Linked DNA regions of Homo sapiens: regions 2 and 3 are each linked to region 1. The links are chromatin loops, found by intact Hi-C in ENCODE. Cell type or tissue: K562. All regions are shown on one strand.

Region 1 (8,000 bases):
AGAAGCTATGTCCAAAATATTTCTTAACGCTCTCCTTTCATTCCTAATACCAACCCACTCCCTTCCAAGGCACAGCTACTGCTATCACAGTGGCTTACATGCGATAGACTAATTATATATAATTATATCTTCTTCCTAAGGGTGAACTGCTAGGATGTGAGAAAGATATAGTTCAATTTTTGAACTCAGCCATTCCCATATGTAGCAATTCATGAATACAAGTTTGCATATGAGAAATTGTGTCCAGAATGGGGCATCATCAGTAGTGGGAGCAAATCCTCTTAGAGCAGTTGCCTTGAAAAGAGCAAGAAAAGTAGAAAAATGAGAGACTCATAATGTTCAAGATAAGAGTTGATCTTGATCAATTAAAAACTTAATTAGGCTAATCTGTCTTCAGTCTTTTACAAAGAATACAATTATTCCTTCCCATTCACAGAATACTTACTCAAGGGGCCATGTATTTATTCTATTTGAAAGTAAATTAAGTCATATCCACTCAGTTTGTGAATTTACCCACATTGCTTCATTTCCCTTTCCCTCCATCTACCTATCCTCTGACTAATTCGCTGACCCGTTCTGAAGTGAGCTTTCATAACCTGGGCACCAGGAATCCTCTGAAAGGTGTACAAGATTTTGAATGGGTGAGCTTTTTTATTTTTTTTCTGGGGTAAGTCCCTAGTGTCCTCCAGATTTTGAAAGAGTCCTGTCCCCTCCTTCATAATCCTCTAGAATACAATTGTTTTCAAGGGTGAAGGTGGGGAGAAGATAATGATGTTGATAGTTGTTGGTACCTACAATAAAACATTTTATGAAGTTGGTCCTGGAACTAGTCTTCAAAAGAAGGATTAAAAGAGTTCATGAAATTGGATCTATCCTCCAACAGAATGGACTTACATAAAATGTACTCTGAGTCACAAAATGATTAAATTTATCCATGCTGTGTCTTTTGTGCAAGATTTCACTAGTTTGAAACCAAAAGAAAGGAAAATCATCATCTTATTTTTCTTAACTTTATTAACTTAATGATAATGAGAACACCTGGGAATACGGACGTGCTTCCTATTTATCATGATTTCCCTAGAAAACTGTTTCACTTGGGTTACTAAAATGCAGACTACCTGCAACGGTAGAAAAATTAAGATACCAGGGGGCAACACATGATATTTAGAATGAGATGAAAACTCAACTGACTTTGATCGTCAATTAAATAGGCAGTGCACACCTGCATCTACACCTCACAAGGCAATCCATTGATTGTTAGAAACTTCCTCAGTCTTCCATTCTTCTGTTCTTAGCAAAGCGCCTCTATGCGAAAAGCACTCAAATACTTGTTGGATTGAGTCAATTCTTTTGGTTTCACTCATAAATTAATGAGGAACGTGTAACTCTGTATAGTTTCAGAGTAGTTAAAGAGAGAAAAAAAGAAATGCTACATAAGAGAATTGGGGCTTCAGGTGTTACCTAATAGACTAGAAAGCTTTCCAAGAGTGCACTTAAGATATGAGCTATAGCAACCTTACCTAGGCAATTCTTCACCCTAAGTTTCTTTCTAATGCAAATTAGTTTGAATTTCTCTCTCTTCCCTCCTGTCCTTTGCCTGAAAGTCTTCTGATACAAAGCAATACTACCGTAATTAGAAGGAATGCCTGACAAAAATACATTTTAAATTTCATTTTCAAAAAGGTTGATACTTCGTATTGCATACTCCGAATTCCCCTGCATTTCTATGCTGTAAATTCCTAAACTTTAGATAATACATTTATATCTAGTGCACATTGTTCAGTTTTCAGATAGGAAAAAGCTAAATCTCAGTCTGTGCCCGCAAAAAGTTGATATTTTTTGTTGTTTTAAGAGTCTCCATGAATGTTGTTTAAATTCTAGAATCCACAGTACTCATCGAAGCTAGGAAAAGAATTTTGCCCACCCCACAGCGTATCTGAGGCTTTCTTCACAGCTAGCTGATCGGATCCTTGCAGCTGTTTCTTCTGTAGGTCTCGGAGCTCACTGAGAACGTCCAGCACGCCTTCCCGGCGGGGCCCGGCCCAGGTGCGCACTAGATGAGGCAGTCAACCAAGTCAATTGGTTCCCGATCAACTAAATCTCTCCTAAAAATAAACACTGCCGCGAGCTTCGAGAGTTCAGCGTGTCAGAGCCTCTATGATGGCAGAGCACCTGCCGCGATGCCTGATTGGTAGGGAGAAGGATTTCCCGGGAGGGGGCCAATACCAAATTTTAGGGCTGTTAGGCTCTGAGCAGTCCCTTCGTGACCGGATAAGTCAGAGACCCGGGGTTTGAGCCTTGCCCGGCGCTGAGCGGAGGGCCCAGTTTCGGGACCACAGCCTTGCTCCCTGGGAGCTCCGGGCGGCCAATGCCGGGCAAGCCCAGCCCGGCACAGGAGGAGGCAGGGCCCGTCTCCGGAAAGAGGGCCAGAGGCAGAACTGAGGGCCTGGTTTTGTGTAATTCGATTTGGATACAAACAGGCCAGACCCAAACTGGAAACGGCGAAGGGCTGGATTAGCACCGAAGGGATTCGAGGAGGCAAACGGGAAGTAAAAATGCTGTGTGGAGCTGCAGAGGGCAAGGGGACAGGGGTTGCAAAGGAAAGAGCTTCGTGAGACTTTCTCCTTCCCGGCGTAGGGACCAGCAGAGTGCGGGCAGGTCAGCCCTGTCACCGGTTCGTTTAGGGAAAAAGCGCGACATGGGGCCTGGGAGACAGGGGCAGAGGCGGTGACAGCGAGGGCCCCTGCTCGGGTGGGCCCGCGGGCCTCAGCTCAGTCCCCTCCCGAGGGACCGCGACCCCCGGCCCCGCGGCCGCCCGCGCGCACTCACCAGCCCGGGCTGCCCTGGGCGGAGCCGCCCCGCCGCGCTCCACAGCCGCTGCCTCTTCGACGCGCGCGCTGCCTCCAGGTGCGGCTCTAGGAGGAGGCGCCGCGGGCAGTGCCGGCCGCGCCCCGCGACTCCCGGTAACCCGAGCCCGCCCCGCCCCGCTAGGGCCAGGCCCCGCCGCCACCCTCCGCGCTGGGACGCCGGGGCGCGGGCATCCCTGCCGCCTACGGATCTCTTCCCAAGCACCTAGAACTTTCCAAAGCGTGCTTGGAATTTAACACCTTGGTCGTCGATCCCCGCAAATATACTCTGATGAGACCGGCTTTCTTCCCATACCGCCCAGGAGTTTCTCCAGGTGGCATTCCTGTCGCCTTGAGGTGGAACATCAGTAGAGGCTCGAGGCTGAAGCAAGCACAATACACAAGGTATAGCGTTCAAGTGGAAAACATTGCGTATTATGATTTTAAAATGAAAAAAAAACACAAAAAACCTGACTTATCTTTTCAATTACAATCATTATAGAGACTCCGATTCGTACAGGAACATTTCGAAAACAGGAAATCCTGAGGACAATGTGAGTATGAGTTTTTTTTTTTTTTTAATTTTCAAAAATCTTTGATGAACTGCCTTTGGTTAACACTTGGTTTGCAAATATTGACTATTGCACGACAAGGCAATGCATGATAAGTTATTTTCTGGGCATTTAAGTTAGAATTTATAAAACAACTTTTGCTTTTTATTAAGTAGAATAATGTAACACGTTACCCCAAGCTGGGAGAATTGCTTGAGTCCAGGAGTTTGAGACCAGCCTGGGCAACAAAGCGAGACTCCGTCTCTTAAAAAAAAAAATTAGATAGGAAATAGCTTGTTTTGCATCTAGCAACTGGGATACAAGAGAGCACCGCAGCCAGAGTGCCGGGCTCCAAGAGGGTGAGGGGTAGAAAATGATTTCAGATACATACTTCCCTCTGGCTTTATGCCTTAGCAAGGATTATAGTTGGTTCATTAAGAGCATCTTTTTTTTTTTTTTTGCTTTGTGCATTTCTGCGCGTGCACACTGTAGTGACACGTGGCGGACTAGCTGTTTGGTCTTAAAGCTGTAAATGCACGCCTGCAGACACCAGAGGCTTCTGCCAAGGAGACCCCACCTCCAGAACCTGGGCCAGGCCTTTGGCTGGGAGCGCTGGTGCTGTTCTTCATCCGAGAGGAAAGGCTAGAGATTCCCTCCCTACTCCACACGAGGGCGATCTCTTCAAGGGCACCAGACCACTCTCCGCGTCCCTAGCTGAGGAAACCAAATTTGCTTTTCTCCACGCTTTTGAACATCTCTAAACAAATCTTAATAGGGTAATTTACTAAGGAGGAGTTGGGCTCCTGGGACGTGCATTTCTGGTGTCCTTCATTTGCCACTTGGCCTTTGCCATCCTATGAAATTATTTTGTCACATACCTGTCTGTAGCCCAGTACTTCTTACACTTTAATGTGCATAGGAATCACCTGCGGATCCCGTTAAAAACGCAGATTCTGATTCAGTAGGTCTGGGGTGGGGTCTGAGATGTGCCTTTCTAACAGGCCCCTGGGTGATCCTGATAGGCTACTGGAGGACCAAACTTTGAGTAGCAACACTGGAGACAGTTGGATGATAAACTGGTTTTGCCGGTAGCACCAGGTACCTAATATACTAACACAATAATGGCAATGTTGCTAACACCTGTTCAGTGTTTACATGTAGTAGGCACTGTTCTGAGTACATGTATTTACTTGTATAGATATTGCTATTATTTCTGGTTTAGAGATGAGTTTGCTTTTAATATGAGTCTTCCCCACCCCCTACCCCCTTCCCATCCTTGCTGGCTTAATTACATTTATTTGGTATTAGAATATTAGGGAGAGTATCAGGAAGAACAGCTAGTGGATGCTAGACCTTAATACCTAGGTGATGGGGTTGACCTGTGCAGCAAACCACCATGACACACGTTTACCTGTGTAATAAATCTGCACATCCTGGACATGTACTCCAGAACTTAAAAGCGGATAAAAGAAAAAATTAAAGAATATTAAAAAGATCTGAAAACGTATACTCAGGGAATTTTCTTCCCTCCTTTGTTCCACACATTCTAGCCAATCCTGTGTGAGTAAACAATGTCATGATTTCTCATCTATTCTTCCTGTGTTTTTGTAAAGCCACAGATATTTGTTTACATGTTCTTGGCTGCCTGCCTGCCTTCCTTCCTTTCCTTCCTTCCTTCCTTTCCTTCCTTCCTTCCTTGCCTTCCTTCTTTTATTATGCTTTAAGTTCTGGGATACACGTGCAGAATGTGCAGGTTTGTTACATAGCTATACAAGTGCCAGGGTGGTTTGCTGCACCCATCAACCCGTCATCTACATTAGGAATTTCTCCTAATGTTATCCCTCCCCTAGCCCCCCACCTCCGACAGGCCCCAGTGTGTGATGTTCCCCTCCCTGTGTCCAGGTGTTCTCATTGTTCAACTCCCACCTATGAGTGAGAACATGAGGTGTTGGGTTTCCTGTTCTTGTGTTAGTCTGCTGAGAATGACAGTTTCCAGCTTCATCCATGTCCCTGCAAAGGACATGAACTCACCCTTTTTTATGGTTGCATAGTATTCTATGGTGTATATGTGCCACATTTACTTTATCCGGTCTATCATTGATGGGCATTTGGGTTGGTTCCATGTCTTTGCTATTGTGAATAGTGCTGCAATAAACATACATGTGTATGTGTCTTTAGAGTAGAATGATTTATAATCCTTGGGGTATATACCTAGTAATGGGATTGCTGGGTCAAATGGTAATTCTAATTCTAGATCCTTAAGGAATCACTACACTGTCTTCCACAATGGTTGAACTAATTTACACTCCCACCAACAGCATAAAAGCTTTCCTGTTTCTCCACATCCTCTCCAGCATCTGTTGTTTCCTGACTTTTTAATGATCACCATTCTAACTAGCATGAGATGGTATCTCATTGTGGTTTTGATTTGCATTTCTCTAATGACTAGTGATGATGAGCATTTTTTCATATGTCTGTTGGCTGTGTAAATGTCTTCTTTTGAGAAGTGTCTGTTCATATCCTTTGCCCACTTTTTGATGGGGTTGTTTTTTTCTTGTAAATTTGTTTAAGTCCTTTGTAGATTGTGGATATTAGCCCTTTGTCAGATGGGTAGATGGTAAAAATTTTCTCCCGTTCTTTTGGTTGCCTGTTGACTCTGATGATTGTTTCTTTTGCTGTGCAGAAGCTCTTTAGTTTAATTAGATCCCATTTGTCAATTTTGGCTTTTGTTGCCATTGCTTTTGGTGCTTTAGACATGAAGTCCTTGCCCATGCCTATGTCCTGAACGGTATTGCCTAGGTTTGCTTCTAGGGTGTTTATGGTTTTAGGTCTAACATGTAAGTCTTTAATCCATCTTGAATTAATTTTAGTACAAGGTGTAAGGAAGGGATCCAGTTTCAGCTTTCTACATATGGCTAGCCAGTTTTCCCAGCACCATTTATTAAATAGGGAATCCTTTCCCCATATCTTGTTTTTGTCAGGTTTGTCAAAGATCAGATAGTTGTAGATATGCGGCGTTATTTCTGAGGGCTCTGATCTGTTCTATTGGTCTATATCTCTGTTTTGGTACCAGTACCTTGCTGTTTTGGTTACTGTGTAGTATAGTTTGAAGTCAGGTAGCATGATGCCTCCAGCTTTGTTCTTTTGGCTCAGGATTGACTTGGCAATGCGGGCTCTTTTTTGGTTCCATATGAATTTTAAAGTAGTTTTTTCCAATTCTGTGAAGAAAGTCATTGGTAGCTTGATGGGGATGGCATTGAATCTGTAAATGACCTTGGGCAGTGTGGCCATTTTCACGATATTGATTCTTCCTACCCATGAGCATGGAATGTTCTTCCATTTGTTTGTGTCCTCTTTTATTTCATTGAGCAGTGGTTTGTAGTTCTCCTTGAAGAGGTCCTTCACATCCCTTGTAAGTTGGATTCCTAGGTATTTTATTCTCTTTGAAGCAATTGTGAATGGGAGTTCACGCATGATTTGGCTCTCTGTTTGTCTGTTATTGGCGTATAAGAATGCTTGTGATTTTTTGCACATTGATTTTGTGTCCTGAGACTTTGCTGAAGTTGCCTATCAGCTTAAGGAGATTTTGGGCTGAGACGATGGGGTTTTCTAGATATACAATCATGTCATCTGCAAACAGGGACAATTTGACTTCCTCTTTTCCTAATTGAATACCCTTTATTTCCTTCTCCTGCCTGATTGCCCTGGCCAGAACTTCCAACACTATGTTGAATAGGAGTGGTGAGAGAGGGCATCCCTGTCTTGTGCCAGTTTTCAAGGGGAATGCTTCCAGTTTTTGCCCATTCAGTATGATATTGGCTGTGGGTCTGTCATAGATAGCTCTTATTTTGAGATACGTCCCATCAGTACCTAATTTATTGAGAGTTTTTAGCATGAAGGGTTGTTGAATTTTGTCAAAGGTCTTTTCTGCAGGTATTGAGATAATCATGTGGTTTTTGTTGTTGGCTCTGTTTATATGCTGGATTACGTTTATTGATTTGTGTATGTTGAAGCAGCCTTGCATCCCAGAGATGAAGCCCACTTGATCATGGTGGATAAGATTTTTGATGTGCTGCTGGATTCGGTTTGCCAGTATTTTATTGAGGATTTTTGCATCGATGTTCATCAGGGATATTGGTCTAAAATTCTCCTTCTTTGTTGTGTCTCTGCCAGGTTTTGGTATCAGGATGATGCTGGCCTCATAAAATGATTTAGGGAGGATTCCCTCTTTTTCTATTGATTGGAATAGTTTCAGAAGGAATGGTAGCAGCTCCTCCTTGTACCCCTGGTAGAATTCGGCTGTGAATCCATCTGGTCCTGGACTTTTTTTGGTTGGTAAGCTATTAATTATTGCATCAATTTCAGAGCCTGTTATTGGTCTATTCAGAGATTCAACTTCTTCCTGGTTTAGTCTTGGGAGGGTGTATGTGTCGAGGAATTTATGCATTTCTTCTAGATTTTCTAGTTTATTTGCGCAGAGGTGTTTATAGTATTCTCTGATGGTAGTTTGTATTTCTGTGGGATTGGTGGTGATATCCCCTTTATCATTTTTTATTGCATCTATTTGATTCTTCTCTCTTTTCTTCTTTATTAGTCTTGCTAT
Region 2 (8,000 bases), 77 kb after region 1:
CGCAGCCCAGGACACATTTCCAAGTTGCCTTGGCTGTTTTTTTTTCATAAGCAAGATGAGAGCTGGAACTAATATAACTGTCCTTTATTTTTATTAAACTATCTCCAGTTATTTTCAGACACTATTAGATTTTTAAAAATGAATCAACCACTAAGAAAATAGCATATTGAGATGACCATTTTATTATGATTATTATTATTTAATTTTTTGAGACAGTCTGGCTGGAGTGCAGTGGTGCAGTCTCGGCTCACTGCAACCTCCATCTCCTGGGTTCAAGTGATTCTCTTGCCTCCGCCTCCCGAGTAGCTGGGACCACAGTTGTGTGCTACCACACCCGGCTAATTTTTGTATTTTTAATGGCGATGGGGTTTCACCATGTTGGCCAGGCTGGTCTTGAACTCCTGACCTCAGGTGATCTGCCCACCTCGGCCTCCCAAAGTGCTGGGATTACAGGCGTGAGCCACCGCGCCTGTAAATAGATGACTATTTTAATATGAAATTTAAAAATAGCTACATCTGGAAATTTTATAATTATACAGATAATCTAATTACTGTAATGTTTTAAATTCACACTTTAGCAGAATTTAATGGCATCTGTATTAATTTCTTAATGTTGATATACGGATTTTTTTTAGTTGAACATATGTGAAAAACTCACTTTTAGTTCTAAGTGAGGAAAAGTATCCTGAACACTGCAGTCTTTCTCAGTGTTGCTGATTATAAAAAGCCTACATGCTATATGCCTTCTTGCTACTCGAGCTAAAATGTTGAATATAAATAATACACTTCATTGGCACAAATGTAAACTCTAAGGTAGGGCATGCTAAGGAAATAAAGAGCTGGCAGTAAATTTGTTATTTTTTTTTTTTTTTTTTTTTTTTTTTTTTGAGACGGAGTCTCGCTCTGTCGCCCAGGCGGGACTGCGGACTGCAGTGGCGCAATCTCGGCTCACTGCAAGCTCCGCTTCCCGGGTTCACGCCATTCTCCTGCCTCAGCCTCCCGAGTAGCTGGGACTACAGGCGCCCGCCACCGCGCCCGGCTAATTTTTTTTTGTATTTTTAGTAGAGACGGGGTTTCACCTTGTTAGCCAGGATGGTCTCGATCTCCTGACCTCATGATCCACCCGCCTCGGCCTCCCAAAGTGCTGGGATTACAGGCGTGAGCCACCGCGCCCGGCCAAATTTGTTATTTTAAAACATTAATTTGTCTATCTAATCATGGTATACAAGAAATTGTATTTTAAACAGAGTCGCCTTTGGCAGAAAAGTAGAGTGACTATAAAATTTCCCAAAGAAAGTTTCCAAGCTTGCTGCTGTCACTCACAAGATAATATGCTACACATACAAATATCTAGTAATTTCTAATAATTATTCTTTCCTGGACAACCTATAAAAATAATTCATTGTTCTTAATAAATTCAGGAACCATCACAGCTCATTTTCCAGATTTTTGGCTCCTTAAATCCAAAATCTGTTGCAAGCTCAGGAGTTGTCAATTAGAAGGGCTCCATGCAGATGGAAGATTGCACAAGTGCTCTTTTCCAAGATGAACATTCACTTACATTCTTTTGTAATATGTACTTAAATATGACCTGTGCTGACACTACCCTGAATAATTAAATAGTCTCAACTGATTTGTGGTAGAAAAATCCTGGGAATGATTAATATTTTCTGATTCCTTAGTATAAAGCATAGCATAAAGTTATACTATATTTATTTTCTAATTACTTGGTATAAAGTATAGTATAAAGTTATCTTTATAGCATAAAGATTTGTATAAAGTTGCAAGTTCAGATCAGGGTTGTACATTTAGGGTAACTAACCCTGCATCTTGATTTGCCCATTAAACTTCAGAAGAGAGTCAACTATTTGGAAGGAACTTAAGAAGAGCAGAAATGAGTAACCAGCAGCCAAACACTCACCCCACTGAAATGGAGAGCCATTCCCGACGCCACGGCTCCACACACTGTACTCAATTTCCCTCCGTTCACAGTCAGCCAGTTCTGACTGGATGGAGCTCGATTGAAGTTGTCTTTGAGTTGGGTTGGAAGAGAGGTCTCGGGGTCATCACAGTACAGGCCACCCCACTGTTCATCACAGCTGGGTGCAGAGCAAGAGAGAGGAAAAGTCAACATCAGACAAAGCCCCTGCAAGCTTGTTCTCAAATTAGTGAAGACTACTCTTTTCCTAGTCCAAGATGATGAAAAGTTACTGATTTTCAGAGAGCTTGCCAGAATACACCTGCTCTCCTTAACTGTACTTTAGGTTACAAATAATCTATGAATTAACTAACTCTAACATTTCCTAAGGTAGTGATTCAGGGTTATAGGTGGAGAGAAAGAAGCAACTTCAAAGAATCTACTAAAGGCCCATCTCATATCACACAGCTCTGAAGGGCTGATAAACAATGGGAGCTGCCAAAGTAAACTGGTGGGTCCTAATAATTTACAAAATTAGTCTTTTTAACAGAGGCTTTGAGCCACTTAGGAATCCAAGGGGCCATGGTGCTAACAGCAGAAGATACTTTGGGCAATAACTGTCACTTCTTACCAAAAGACTGACTTCCCTGTTTAGGGTGGAAGGGCATATGAATATAGGACTGGGAAGCTCAGGGATCTCAAGGGTCGTCCTGGGTATGGGCTAAAATCATTAGCCAAAAAAAGACTTCCCAGGTGTATGGGGAAAGCATCTTCATTCATACTTCCCCATTAAACAGCATAATCTCACACAGACACACAGACACACACACACACCCCCACACCTTCATTTAAATTATTCCAAGTATACTGAGGTTCTCTAAGAGTAATACAATAGGCCTGTGCATCAAATACCTCTGGTAAATTGACCAGACATCTACATACTTTCTTAGGCAAACAACATAGCAATATAAATTAAACAATGACAAGTGCATATCCTTACATATATTCAGACCTAAGTGAGAAAAATACTCATGATGTATTAGTTTTGGTCAGAACTTACTGAACTCCTGAACCTTTTCTAATGTTATTTTCAAGGCTCGAGTGTATCACAGAAACACAGAAGGAAATAAAATATAGTTAATTATAATTCATCTGTCTCCTGACAAGATAGCTATTGTTCAGTTCCTAATCTCTAAGCAAGAATGAAGATACAGTATCCATCAACTTCACAGTTAGCTCAAGATCATATTTCAGAAAAAAATGTATAACTTAAGGAAGCATGGGAGTGATTCAAAAACCAGTTACAGAAAAATCTCCTAGATGGAATGTGAATCAGGAGCTTTCAACAGAAGGAAGAAAAAAACCGACTTACACGCAGTTTCCCTGGATGCATCTCCCATGGCCACTGCACATGTCTATGCAGCCATCCCCGATATAGACATTATCTATTGCCCATGTCTGCTGCTTGTCAAAAGGAGCTGGTTGATGCCAACGGAAACGAGTGGCTTGGGACCTTTGAAGAAGATGAGAATTTTAATGAAGGATGCTGTGGAAAAGAAAATGTGTTCCAGTATGTTTGAACAAGTGCATGGAGAAGTGTAACACAAAAGCATGTACATTCCTACTTCTTTTCTGAAAAGAACATTCATTATTACAATATTCTTCTTTTCTTTTTTTGAGATGGAGTCTTGCTCTGTCACCCGGGCTGGAACGCAGTGGCACCATCTCAGCTCACTGCAGCCTCCACTTCCTGGGTTCAAGCAATTCTGATGTCTCAGCCTCCCGAGTAGCTGGGATTATAGGCATGCACTACAACACCCAGTTAATTTTTGTATTTTAGGGGAGACAGAGTTTCACCATGTTGGCCAGGCTGGTCTTGAACTCCTGACCTAAAGTGATCCTCCCACCTCAGCCTCCCAAAGTGCGGGGATTACAGGCATGAGCCACTGTGCCTGGCTGGCCATTATTACAATATTCTACAGAAAACATTGTTTATAGTCAAACCAAACCAACCAAACTGTGATAGTTTGATCATACAATTTGGCCAAGTGATCTTCCTGAGCCTTGTAAAAAACAGACAGTCAGAAACAAAAACGAATCCTAAAACTGGAAGCCTCAGGGGAGCTGTGAGCCTTGGATTTCGTGTGGGAAGTACCATGGAATGACACCAGAGCTGCTGCTAACTTGTAAGTGCAAAATCAGAAAAGATGACTATCTCCGAGCAGCCGCAAGCCCTCTGCATTTGGCTTGGGAACAGAACATGGGCTGGATTTCAGCTTCCCACTTGCTCCCTAATTGGACAGAGAAAATTGTACAGAGAAAAAAAAGAGAGAGCATAATAAATGAGACCAGACTTATTTTACATTGATATAAAAGCGATATAAGTAAAGCTAAAACAGAGGTTCTCCCATTCCAGAAGCAGAAATATATTTGCTCATTCACGGAGTTCTGGAGAGTGTCTTGCTCAAAAATACAACACACGTGTTTTCAGAGGCACTAGATGGCAGTAAAATCCAAGCAATGCCTGAGGCTCAAGTGCATTGAACATGAAAAGACTTTTAGAGGAAACCATTTGTGTTTATTGATCCATATATGTTCTGTCATTAAGAGACCGTTAATCATTTGACTCAGGAATATCTGTTTAAGGCAGGACAAAAGACCAAACAACAGGAAGGAGTTTGCATTTTCCAAATGAAAATATTTCTATAAAGTTTAGAAAATGGAGAAGAAACAGACTAGAACTAAAATCTTCACCTGAAATGAAGAGGTCAGTCCAATACATGTCTGTTGAGCGTCTATGTACAAACTGGTTTCTCCATAATTTTGCTTGCTCCCCAGCTTTGGCATGTTCCCCCAGCAGAGTGATCTCTGCCTAATAAACTCCTGTCACTTTCTACTGCATTTTACCGAAACCCCTAGTCCCCTCCTTGGCCCACAAGGTCCTGCCTGATATCCGCCTGAACCTGGGCCTCTGCTTCCCTCCCTCATCATGGTCACTCGCCTCTGGAGCACTGTTTCTCCCCTCAGGCGCCAAAGCACACCAAACTCATTCCCACCTTTCTGCCTACATATTCTCTTTCTCTGTCTCTGTCTCTCTCTCTTCCTCTCCCTCCCTTCCTCTCTCTCTTTCTGCCTGGTTAACCTCTGTGTGTCCTTCAGGTCTCAGAGGAAATGTCAGGTCCTCACAGAGAAATTTTCTTCCTGATCCCTTTTAAAATGATGTTTCTTCCATGCTATTCTCTCTCATAGCAAACTATTGTTTTCCTCTTATAGTATTTGTCACAGTTATAGTTATACATTTATTTGCATACATATTTGATACATGTCTGTCTCTTCCTTGAATGGTAAGTTATAAGGAGAGCAGGGTTGATTCCTTTTTGTTCAACATCGTAGACTTCATGGACAGCACCTAGAGCTTAGTGGGTGTTCTAAACGTCCAGGAAGTTCGTATCCAGGGGCTTCCATTCTCACAGTAAGCAATGTGGAAATGCACTCACCCCTGTAAGCTGTGTAACTCAGCGGTTTTGCTGATAAATTATTTTTAATGACTAAATTTATCTAAATTTATTTACAGTTATGTCTGTTTATCTGCAGCAACAACTTATAATTAACATAGCGGAATACCATATTTCCATAGCACATAATTACTCGGAGCCAACATTTATATATTCATTCTGTTTTTTTTTTTTTTAGACTATAAGCTTCTGAAGGGCAGAGAATATCTCTGTATCCCTTAGGGAATATTGGTTTGTATCCTCAGTGCTTATAGATAGTAGGTAAGTAATAAACTTTCTTGGTTCCCCTAATATCTTACACATACTTCACCAAAGCCCTCGTCACCTTGTATTAAAAGTGCCTATTCATATGTAATTTCCTGTTATTTTCCTTATTTATCATTTTATTGTTGCTGGCACCTACAGATGGAGCTTCATAAACATTTGCTGAAACACTATTAAGTTGGTAGCAATAAAGATGCCCAGGAAGATCAAAACACCCTACAAGAGATGTCCTGTAGGGTAGATGGGCAGGGCCTGGTGTCAGCTGTGGAGGGGTGGTAATCTGATGGCTGTTGAAGGGGGCAGACAGCTTCCTGGCAGCCGAGAGGTGGCATGGGTTGCCTAGCAGGTGGTTGCTTTCTGAGCATTGGCTGTGTTTAATCACAATGTGGGCAACCACTTAGAGAAACTGTATGGAAGATTTAAGAGCCAGATGCATTGTTGGAGTTGACAGCATTTATGGGGACTTCCAATGCTGACATTTTCAATTTGTGCAACTCTCTGGCATTTCAAAGAAGAGGAAACAGTAAGAAACTACATGAAAAATGTACTAACATGGGAGTTGGCCCCTCAGGAGCAAAGATAAGTGAGGGCTTTCATTTGTACTCTGGCACTAGTAGGTTCTATGTCCACGGTGAGTAACTAAACATGTATAATAAGGGAGTTAAATGAGATGATTTTTAAGGCCCCTTCTTAGATGTGATGATTTCATATTCTTAGGAATAACTACACCTAGTAATTATGTACCCATCAAACAAGGATACACATACTATCCAATATTAATTTGTAAGAAGAGGAAACATTTTCACTAAGAACTGGAATATAAGTTAAAAATGAGAGTTTGGAAGTTGAATTGCCAGGACTTCTTATTCCCAGCCCTGTCAGAGCTCCACTGTGTGAAGGGGCTACATCACTTATGTTTATGTGCTGATGCTTCCCTGTCAGTAAACCAGGAAGATGCTACTTTCCGCCTCACAAGGGTGTTGTGAAAATTAATTAGTTCTTGTTTACCAAGAACTACGAGTGTCTTGGTGGAGTTCCTCGGCAGGTGTTATCATTTATCTTTATAATGATGGCCACCATCAGCTGCTACTTCCCGGAGTTGGGGGAAAAATGGTCCCAGAGAAGATTTCTCATTTTTCCATATCCTTGAACTCTCTCCTCTTGGTTCTTTTGTGGAGTTATACCATTTCTTTCCCATCTACAGTATGTAGTAAGTGTTACATCAGTTTTGTTTAATAGATATCCATTGCTAAGTAGTTAAAATATTACTGTTAATAGTACGGTTCCCCTCACTGGTCTCCCAGGTATCTCTCCCTACACTACCTCCGCACCTTTTAACAGATTTCACTACACATTACAGAGTCTTCATTTTTGCTCTTTTCTTCAGAATGACTCTATCTACCTATGAAGTCCTCACTGTCGTCATCATCGTGAGAAAAAGCCCTTTGAAAGGAACATAATATTTTAAACCTCTTCATCCTTCCCTGAAATATCTTTTACTTCGAAAGAGATACATAAAATATTTAAGCCTAGAAAATCTAGCCTAACAATGCCATTCTACCGAAGACGACGATGACGCCCAGTGACCTAAGTCTCACACTGATTCACTAACAAAACTGAGACAAGGCAAGGATCTCTTGGTTCATGATTACTTTGTATTCTCATTAAGCAAACCTTTCAAAACTCCACTGCAACCTCCACAAAATCTTCCTACCCTTATCATTACCTGTAAATATGAACAGTTGTTAAGCTATGGGAGGCTGTATGTGTTGCAGCTATATGTGTCTTGACTTCTGTGTCAGCTTCAGAGCTGAAGCCCCTGGCCCTCTGTGTTTGAGCAACAGACTCTGTGATGTCAGCCCATTTCAAAATGTGTGTCTATTTGCCTTGCAAGCCAAGACCCTTCCTTTATGTTTTGCATAAAATTTCCTCCACTAGCCTATTTCTTTGTATTAACCTATCTTCTTTGACAAAGTTGGAGAATATTCCAAAGAAGATATATAAATGGCCAATAAGCACAGGATAAGAAGCCCAACATCATCAGCCTTTAGGGAAATGTCAATGAGAACCACAATGAGATACAACCTCACACCCATGAAGATGGCAACAGTCAAAAAGACAATAACAAGTGCTGGTAAGGATATGGGGAAATTAGAATCCTCTACATTGCTGGTGGGAATGTAAAAGAGTACAGCTGTTGTGGGTAAAAGGTTGTCAGTTTCTCAAAATGTTGAACATAATTACCAGGAATTCCAGTCCTAGGTATATAGCCAAGAAAAGTGAAAACATACATCCACATAAAA
Region 3 (8,000 bases), 130 kb after region 1:
ATCTACCCTTAGGTGGTCATTAGTGCCCCACTGGTTCTTCACTCTCTAGCACATGGTAGGTTTACGCTTCTTTTCCCTTCACCACACTTTCTCTTTCCCTCTGTCACATGGCTGGCAACATCCAGAATCTACGCAGCAGCCACCTTATTATTCTGGGTGCTGGAATGAGGACCTCGGATGACCCATGAAGAAAATGTAGCACAGGGGAGAAATCATTTTATTTAGCCCACTGATATTTAGAGGTTTATTATTATTAGAGGTTTATTATTATTATTGCAGCATAACCTACCTCATGATGAGGGACATATGTCTTTTGGTGATATTGTATCAATAAAAGCACCTAGAACAATGTCTGGCTTAGAACAGATTCTTAATAAATATTTATTGAAGAGATTAGGGAATGCAAAAATGGTCTATAAAAGCTTCTATACTGCTTCAGTAAATAGATGACTTGGATAATTACTAGACTAAAAGTACTAAGATATTCAGAAAAAGTTATTAAACCTTTCAGTTAGTGATAATATGGCCAAGGAAATGGAGAGCTGATGAACACAGCTGTTGGTAGCTCTACTGACTAATAGGTATTGTTTAAGCCAATGTGTTTTACACAGTCATACTGAGATATTAACAAACTTAGAAGGTGCAAACTCTTTACATGTTGCTGAGACCACGGTTTGGAGGAGGATGCATCTGAGAAACCTATGAATTTTGTGTGAGGAGTCAGTTCACATTCAAGGTCCCCTAAGGAATTATATCATATCTGTAGAGCTCCCAGAGGCCACCTATGCTTCAAGCCTTTTGCATTTCTTTCAGAACTGAATCATTTGAGGCAGAAGATGGTATGAGTGCCTAGGGAGGGTGGAGTTCAGTGCAAGGAGAGAAGCAGTATAGTATGATGGTTATGGCATACATTCTGGAGCCAGTGTGAGTGGTTTGAATCCCTGCTCATCCACTTATTTAGTGCATGATCATGGGCAGGTTACTTGACCTTTCGGTGCCTCAGTTTCTACATCTGCAAAATAGAACTAATTATATTACTTATGGCAAAAGGGTATGCTGGAAATAAAATGAATTAACACCAGTAAAACACGTGGGATAGTGTCTTGCATATAATAAGTCTCAGTAAAAGATAACATTTATTATTGCCAAGAACTGCTCCTCCTACACAAGGATTCTGGTCTGCCCGGAATATAAGTTTATGGGCCGAAGTAGACTTTGATCTGCATTCAGTAATGCCCTATGCAAACAAGTCTCTAGCTTCCATGCTATATGTAAGAGTCTCTGCTATTGTTTTGGGATTTTTTTTTGTGCCTCCCTGCGGATAGTATAAAGGAATAGGGTTCCCTAAAACAAATGGCACTTTGATTCTGCCTACACCCAGAGCAGACATGATATATTTCAGGCCTAAGGATCTGTACAAGAAATCTTAGAGATCTTGGCTCTGTGCAGCCACCGATTCTACAAAGCAGAAGAGAAGAGAAGGAATGATTCAGGGTAATGTATCAGTTTTCAAAATCCTGGCCAAACTTTGGGAGGATAAAGGACTAATCTGCCAATAGTAACTGTAATTTCCATGGAAATACAGCAGCTTACCTTCATTTCTAGTTCTTGGTTTGATGCAGGTAATGCCTGAAGTTTTGCTTCCAATTTGTATATAAAATTGAACAAGTCTGGGGAATAAAAACTTTAGTTTACTTACAAACAAGAGTTCAGAAGAGCTGTAAGCATTAGCGTTTTGACACATTAGAAAAAAACCCTCCTGTATTTATTAAGTACTACTTTCAAACTCAAAGGGCATATGAGAAGCAGAAAATACATAAATTATAGTAAGTTAATTCTGTAACCATTTAGAAGAAGTTAATTAATATGACCATTCATTTTATTCTGTAATAATGAGCTAAACAAAAGGAAACCGTTGAATATCACTTCATTGTGACAGTCTGTTATAATTTATTTTTTTTTTTGAGACGGAGTCTTGCTCTGTTGCCCAGGCTGGAATGCAGTGGCGTGATCTCGACTCACTGCAAGCTCCGCCCCCCAGGTTCACGCCATTCTCCTGCCTCAGCATCCCGAGTAGCTGGGACTACAGGTGCCCGCCACCACGCCTGGCTAATTTCCTTTTGTATTTTTAGTAGAGACGGGGCTAACACGGTGAAACCCCGTCTCTACTAAAAATACAGTCTGTTATAATTTAATGGAATTACAAAAATGGAAATTCCTTAAATCTAGTTAACACTATCCTTGGAAACTCAAGATGAAGATTTTTTAAAATTATACTTTAGTTTCTGGGATACATGTGCAGAACGTGCAGGTTTGTTACATAGGTATACACATGCCATGGTGGTTTGCTGCACCCATCAACCTGTCATCTACGTTAGGCATTTGTTGCCCAGGCTGGAGTGCAGTGGCGCGATCTTGACTCACTTCAACCTCTGCCTCTTGGGCCCAAGCGATCCTCCTGCCTCAGCCTCCTGAGTAGCTGGAACTACAGGCATGCGCCACCACACCCGGCTAATTTTTCTATTTTCAGTAGAGACAGGGTTTTGCCATGTTGGCCAGGAGCTGGTCTTGAATTCCTGACCTCAAGTGATCCACCTGCCTCAGTCTCCCAAAGTGCTGGCATTACAGGTGTGAGCTACCGCATCCAGCCAAGATGAGGAAAAATCTAACTTAAGAAGCTGAATACCATATTTGTTTAGAGTCAGATAATTACCTGTCAGTTGCTGATTTAGACTCACTTGGCTAAATTTTTCACAGCAGGCCTTCAGTCAGTACGATGTAAATTATGCCTCAGTCCATAGCGACTGACAGAGAGTACCTGCTTGACAGGCACACCTCTGAGAGAACAATGCAGATGGAAAGGGAAGGAAATTGAAGGAAGGAAAAATATGACACAGGACCCCAGATTTTGTGAGGAGGTCTAAAAATTTTAAACATTTTCTCTATTTCCTTTCTTCCACTTCTCAAATAATTTAATTGCTCTTTTAAAAAGCAGTTTTATTTTAGGTGTGCTATTATTTCATTTGATCTTAAAAACCAAACAGTTCTTTATTTTACCAGTAGGTGTCAGTGTAGGCATTTAAAATTTCTGGGGACCATTTTCAATAAGTGAATACAAATCAACTTAGATAAATGAGGACGCATCAATTTCAGACATAGAATGTAAGGTTGGAAAAATCTTTGTTTCACACGGCACATGCTAAGAATAATACCAAATGGTTTTCATAATAATATCAAACTTCAGAAAATCAAGCTGGCATACCCTAGACACACAGGCCTTGGTGATGACCACACATGGATTTATGAATTGCAGCATGGTCTTTGTAGAAACCACCTATTTTATTCCAAAGCTAAAGTTATCTTCATTTTTACATATCATAATCTATATACAGAAACATTATTGTATATATTCCCAATAACAGAACAGAATGTTTTAAGTTAGACTACATCGTGTGGTAAATAATATGTTTGTGAAAAAGTATACCAGTTAATACTTGTTACCTGATATTCCTGGTGTCCAGAGGGACCGTCCGGGCTTCCCTTTTCCCAGGGCCATTGAAGTAGAGAGATTTGCCATCGTTAAGTGTTCCACAGCCAGTTCCAACCTGGGCACCTGTTATCTTGTACCACAGAGGGCTGAGCTTCCCCTCAAACCTATCGAACATCTCATTGTGATTGGGGACATTTGACACACAGGTTCCTTGTGCAGCTTCAGAAAAAGAAATAGAGAGGAGAGATGCTTTGTTGGAATCATTCAAAACGAGGTCTATTCAACACATGGGCAAAGGAAGAATGTCCATAGGGATTAACATTAGGGAGAGAGGCCACATGAAAATTTGTATCTCACAACTGTCGGTCTGAAAGACAGCCATCACTACCATCATCAAAAACACTATTCTGCCTCTGTAAATTTTTATTTTTTAATAGAGACAGACATTGGGAAGACATTGGGAACCATACCTTTTCGTAGTTCCTGCTACTGAGGATTTGTGTAAACTGAGAAACAGATTTCATCCACAATAAAACTTGCTCATTTGTTATCCTTCTATTCTAGGATCAATAGGGGCAGTCAGTCTCAAATTTAAAAAAAATCCTTGAAACTGTGAGTGACAGCACTCTCCATAGAAGGCCTGCAACAACATATGTTTGTCTTTGGTCACGTGCCAGATGAAGGCTGGGATACTGAAAAGCTGGGAAGAAGCCTTTTGAAGTTGTCTCCAGGAAAAATAATAAAAAAAAAGATTTTGAAGCTTATAATATTTTCTCCAATTTTCCTCTTTAATCTCAGCTCTTTTCATTTTTGCTTGCAGCAACATCCAAAGGTCACTGTGCTCAGAGATACTTTTTTTGTAAAGTACTCTTTTGGCAGACTTGGGTTTATCCTAAGATGCATTTTTATTTTAAATGTAAAAAATAACGTTTCCTATAGTGATGTAGAGGGCTCACAGAGGCCATGCAGCCATGCAGCATGTGGTTAAGAGCTTGGGTTTGGGTTTTGGAGAATGACTGCCAGGGTTTGATACTCAGCTCCAGCAACTCCCAGCTGAATGATCTTGGGATAGTTATTAAATCTCTCTGTGCCTCAGTTTCCTTAAATATAAATAGGGTTTACAGTACTATGACAGAGTTATTGTTAGAATTAAAGGGGATGAAATAAAAAGAACCTCAATGTCTGGCATGAAGTAGGACCTCAAGCAGTATTAATTATTATTGCTATGAATAATAAACAAATCCTCTTTAGGAAATGAAATTTGTATTAGTATGTTTCCTTTTTGGAGCAGCTCAAAACTACAAAATATCCTAGCACCTCATGTGCCTGGGTTGTGAATTCCTACAATTCCTAGACTTAAAGAGGAATAAATTCAGAATTTATTTCTTTGGGAGAATAACATGAAACACAGCAACTAGAGATGACTATTTTACAATAAAACCCTCAGACACATGTATTTAGCCTTACCAGTATATCCCAGGTCACAGAAACACACTCCTGAAATGCAGTCCCCATGGCCACTGCAGTAACTGGGACAAGGCTCGGATATGTACACTCCATCTAAACCAAATGGAGGCACGTTTTTCTGTGAGCTGCTCTCCTGGATCCATCGGAATCTGGTCTTGCTGTTGGGAAAAACAACACACCTGTTTCTTGTACCAACATCTCATATCAAAGCATTGGAATATAGAAAAATTCAGAAAAACTCAACAGAGACTTAATATTTATTTGAAAGTCATGTCTGCTTGACTGCACTTAACCTTCATAAGCTGTCTCTCAGACCTTTCTCTCTCTCTCTCTTTTTTTTCTTTTTTTGAGACAGCATCTTGCTCTGTCAACCAGGCTGGAGTGCAGTAGGGTGATCTCAGCTCCCTGTAACCTCCGCCTTCCAGGTTCAAGAGATTCTCTTTGGGAGGCCGAGGTGGGCGGATCACAAGGTCAGGAGATTGAGACCATCCTGGCTAACACGGTGAAACCCTGTCTCTACTAAAAATAGAAAAAGTAGCCGGGCGTGGTGGCACGTGCTTGTAGTCCCAGCTACTTGGGAGGCTGAGGCAGGAGAATTGCTTCAACCAGGGAGGCAGAGGATGCAGTGAGCTGGGATCGCACCTTTGCACTCCATCCAGCCTGGGTGACAGGGCGAGACTCCGTCTCAAAAAAAAAATTCTCGTGCTTCAGCCTCCCGAGTAGCTGAGATTACAGGCACATGCCACAATGCCCAGCTAATCTTTGTATTTTTAGTAGAGATGAGGTTTCACTACGTTGGCCAGGCTGGTCTCAAACTCCTGGCTTTATGTGATCTGCCCGCCTCAGCCTCCCAAAGTACTGGGATTACAGATGTGAGCCACCATGCGCAGATTGATTTCTTTTTCAGCATAAATGTTTGAATATTTTCTCACCTTCTGCTCTTTTAATAATAAAATCCAGATAGATATTCCATTATTTTACTCAATTAATATTTCACCCTTCTATCACACTCAGTTTATGGATATCTGCAGAAGAGGCTGTTTGGGAATGTTTGAAACAATCTGTCTTTCTTAGGACAGATAAGGGAACTCTGGCTATTTGCTATTGACATGCTTCAGGCAGGGAAGAGTTAAGTTTGTACCGACAGCTCTATTCACCTGCGCCTTCCCTCCTTTCCTCTTCATCTCTCATCTTTAAATCACAAACACCAGTTTTAACTGCCAAAGAACAAAAGAAGGACCTAGTCCCAGTACTTCAAAACCCTGGAACACTAGTGGGCTGGGCTACTGCCCAGTTTTGAGGTTGCCAATAGTTTTGAGGTTGCCAAACTAAAATTTGTCCCAATTGCTTTCCAATTTTTAAAATACATCTTTTCTTTTCCAACATATGGAAACACGTGCACACACGCACACACACACACACATATGTACACACACTCCTATAATTTCATACCAGGGAACTATCTCTTCCTTCTCAGTTCCGCTATAATCAAAGGATGAAGATGTATTGGTGTATCCACATTCCAATTTATTTTGCTGCCAATATTTATAGACTTTTGAGTTAATCCAGCTTCTTAGTACACAAGGATAAAGAATCTTAAAGATTAATGAAGGTTGTTAAGGACAACTGTAGATAAAGACAGCTCCCTCTCCCCTCTATTATTGTGAGGATAACATGGCAAGATCAGAATGGATTTCTTTTTGGCTCTTCAAGTGGCTTTGGAAATTTGGCAGCAATGAACCATAACCTTGGCTTTTTTCCCCCCTTCATTATTTTAAGTTACCTACTCATGGCAACTTTATAAACTGTAGCCAGTAATGTTGTTTATTAGGTTTAAAAATGTTCAGAGATAATTGCCTATTAACGTAAGCCCCAAGCCCCCGTTTCAGTGTAAGAGGAAGGTGAACATACAAATGTATTTCCTTTGCAGCTAATTTGAAATATATTGATCTTATTCTTTTTAAGGTAAAAAGAATTGAATTAAAGAAGTTTAGAAAAACAAAGCAAAAGCAAAAAAAAAAAAAAAAAGTACAATTGTCTTAGTGTCACGGACCTTGGGAAAATTCCTTCCCTTGGAGCTGTAACATTATTCAGCCTCTGAAGGTATTTGTCCTCTTGAAGGAAGTAAATGGAATTAATGTACACCAGCATTTGTCAACTACTCTTAAGGAAAATGTTAAGGCCTCTATGCCGCTTCCAAAAGATAGACTGCATGTCTGTGATAAATGAGGAAAACATGCCAATTCCCTAATACAAGTCCTCTTGGATTAGAAGTCATGCTTGCTGCTTCTTTTTTATGTTTCTATGATAGAACCCAGAGAAACATGGATCCACAGCATCTGTGGTAAGGAAAGTGATGAAAGAGAAAGGAAAACTTCTTTCCCCAGCTTCAGGCTCTCTCACCTGGGCAAGATGAGGGCATCTCTCCATCAGCTGCCCCATTTCATGGAAGAAGCCAGCTCAGATTTGGGCCCAGAAGAATTCAGAGGGTTGAAGAATCCTAAGTTTAGGTAGAATTTTAGAAAAAGTTTTGGCAATTTGATAGTGAATGAAGGACAAGTGAAATCCTTTGACCTGTCTCTGATTCTTGGGCTCTTATAGTTTTTATAGTTTTTATTATTATAAGAGAATCAAGTTCTGATTTGGCCAGAGTGAGGAGGTATCCTTGTTTGCAGTTATAGATCCTAAGGCTTCTATAGACCCAAGAAGCAGAATGCACTGTTATATGTTTGAGACGGTAAAAGACCCCAGGAGCTCAGTACTAAGGAACGCTTATTTAGATTTAAAAAAGAAAAACACCAAAAGACTAATCATTTGGTTAATAGGGTAAGTCCAGAACATGGTGAATCATAGCTTAGAGTCCTAGATAGAAGACTGTATTTCAGAGTGAAAGGGCAAGAGATGGTTCCTTTTTCCCTTTCAATCTTTGCTAGTTTGTTTTTTGTTGAAAGGTGCAACTCAAGGCAATAAAGATTTCACTGGCCATGACCTCAGCACGTTTTGCTTCATTTCCATTTCTCCAAGTTATGCCTGGTTCCTGATG

What was found. A loop is a pair of places that touch in the nucleus more often than their neighbours do. Peaks named below come from ENCODE experiments on the same cell type or tissue, not always from the same donor. Only the 100,000 strongest peaks of a DNase experiment are listed, where the experiment ranks them.
Region 2: a loop joins it to region 1, with 5 times the contacts of the local background. A loop is called at or near these places in 5 of 110 quality-filtered maps.
Region 3: it touches region 1 in a loop (6-fold over the local background); 5 of 110 quality-filtered maps call a loop at or near these places.

What each region holds. Positions count from the first base shown.
Region 1 is chr7:103,443,269-103,451,268 of GRCh38, forward strand. SLC26A5 (solute carrier family 26 member 5) reads right to left here and starts at 2,939. Exons shown (of 20, transcript NM_198999.3): 1 at 2,830-2,939. SLC26A5-AS1 (SLC26A5 antisense RNA 1) reads left to right here and starts at 1,939. Exons shown (of 4, transcript NR_110141.1): 1 at 1,939-3,251; 2 at 3,349-3,400. RefSeq lists an enhancer at 2,312-2,888 and a silencer at 2,945-3,014. In K562, a CTCF peak has its summit at 4,067; DNase peaks (open chromatin) are centred at 2,943 and 4,053; H3K4me3 peaks cover 936 bases; H3K27me3 peaks cover 2,311 bases.
Region 2 is chr7:103,520,101-103,528,100 of GRCh38, forward strand. RELN (reelin) reads right to left here. Exons shown (of 65, transcript NM_005045.4): 47 at 3,291-3,431; 48 at 1,922-2,099. Among named protein-coding and RNA genes, the nearest start is that of SLC26A5, 78 kb to the left of the region's middle. In K562, a CTCF peak has its summit at 4,423 (motif pointing right); a DNase peak (open chromatin) is centred at 4,431.
Region 3 is chr7:103,570,591-103,578,590 of GRCh38, forward strand. RELN (reelin) reads right to left here. Exons shown (of 65, transcript NM_005045.4): 29 at 4,958-5,115; 30 at 3,502-3,709; 31 at 1,594-1,670. Among named protein-coding and RNA genes, the nearest start is that of SLC26A5, 130 kb to the left of the region's middle. In K562, a CTCF peak has its summit at 3,059 (motif pointing right); a DNase peak (open chromatin) is centred at 3,091.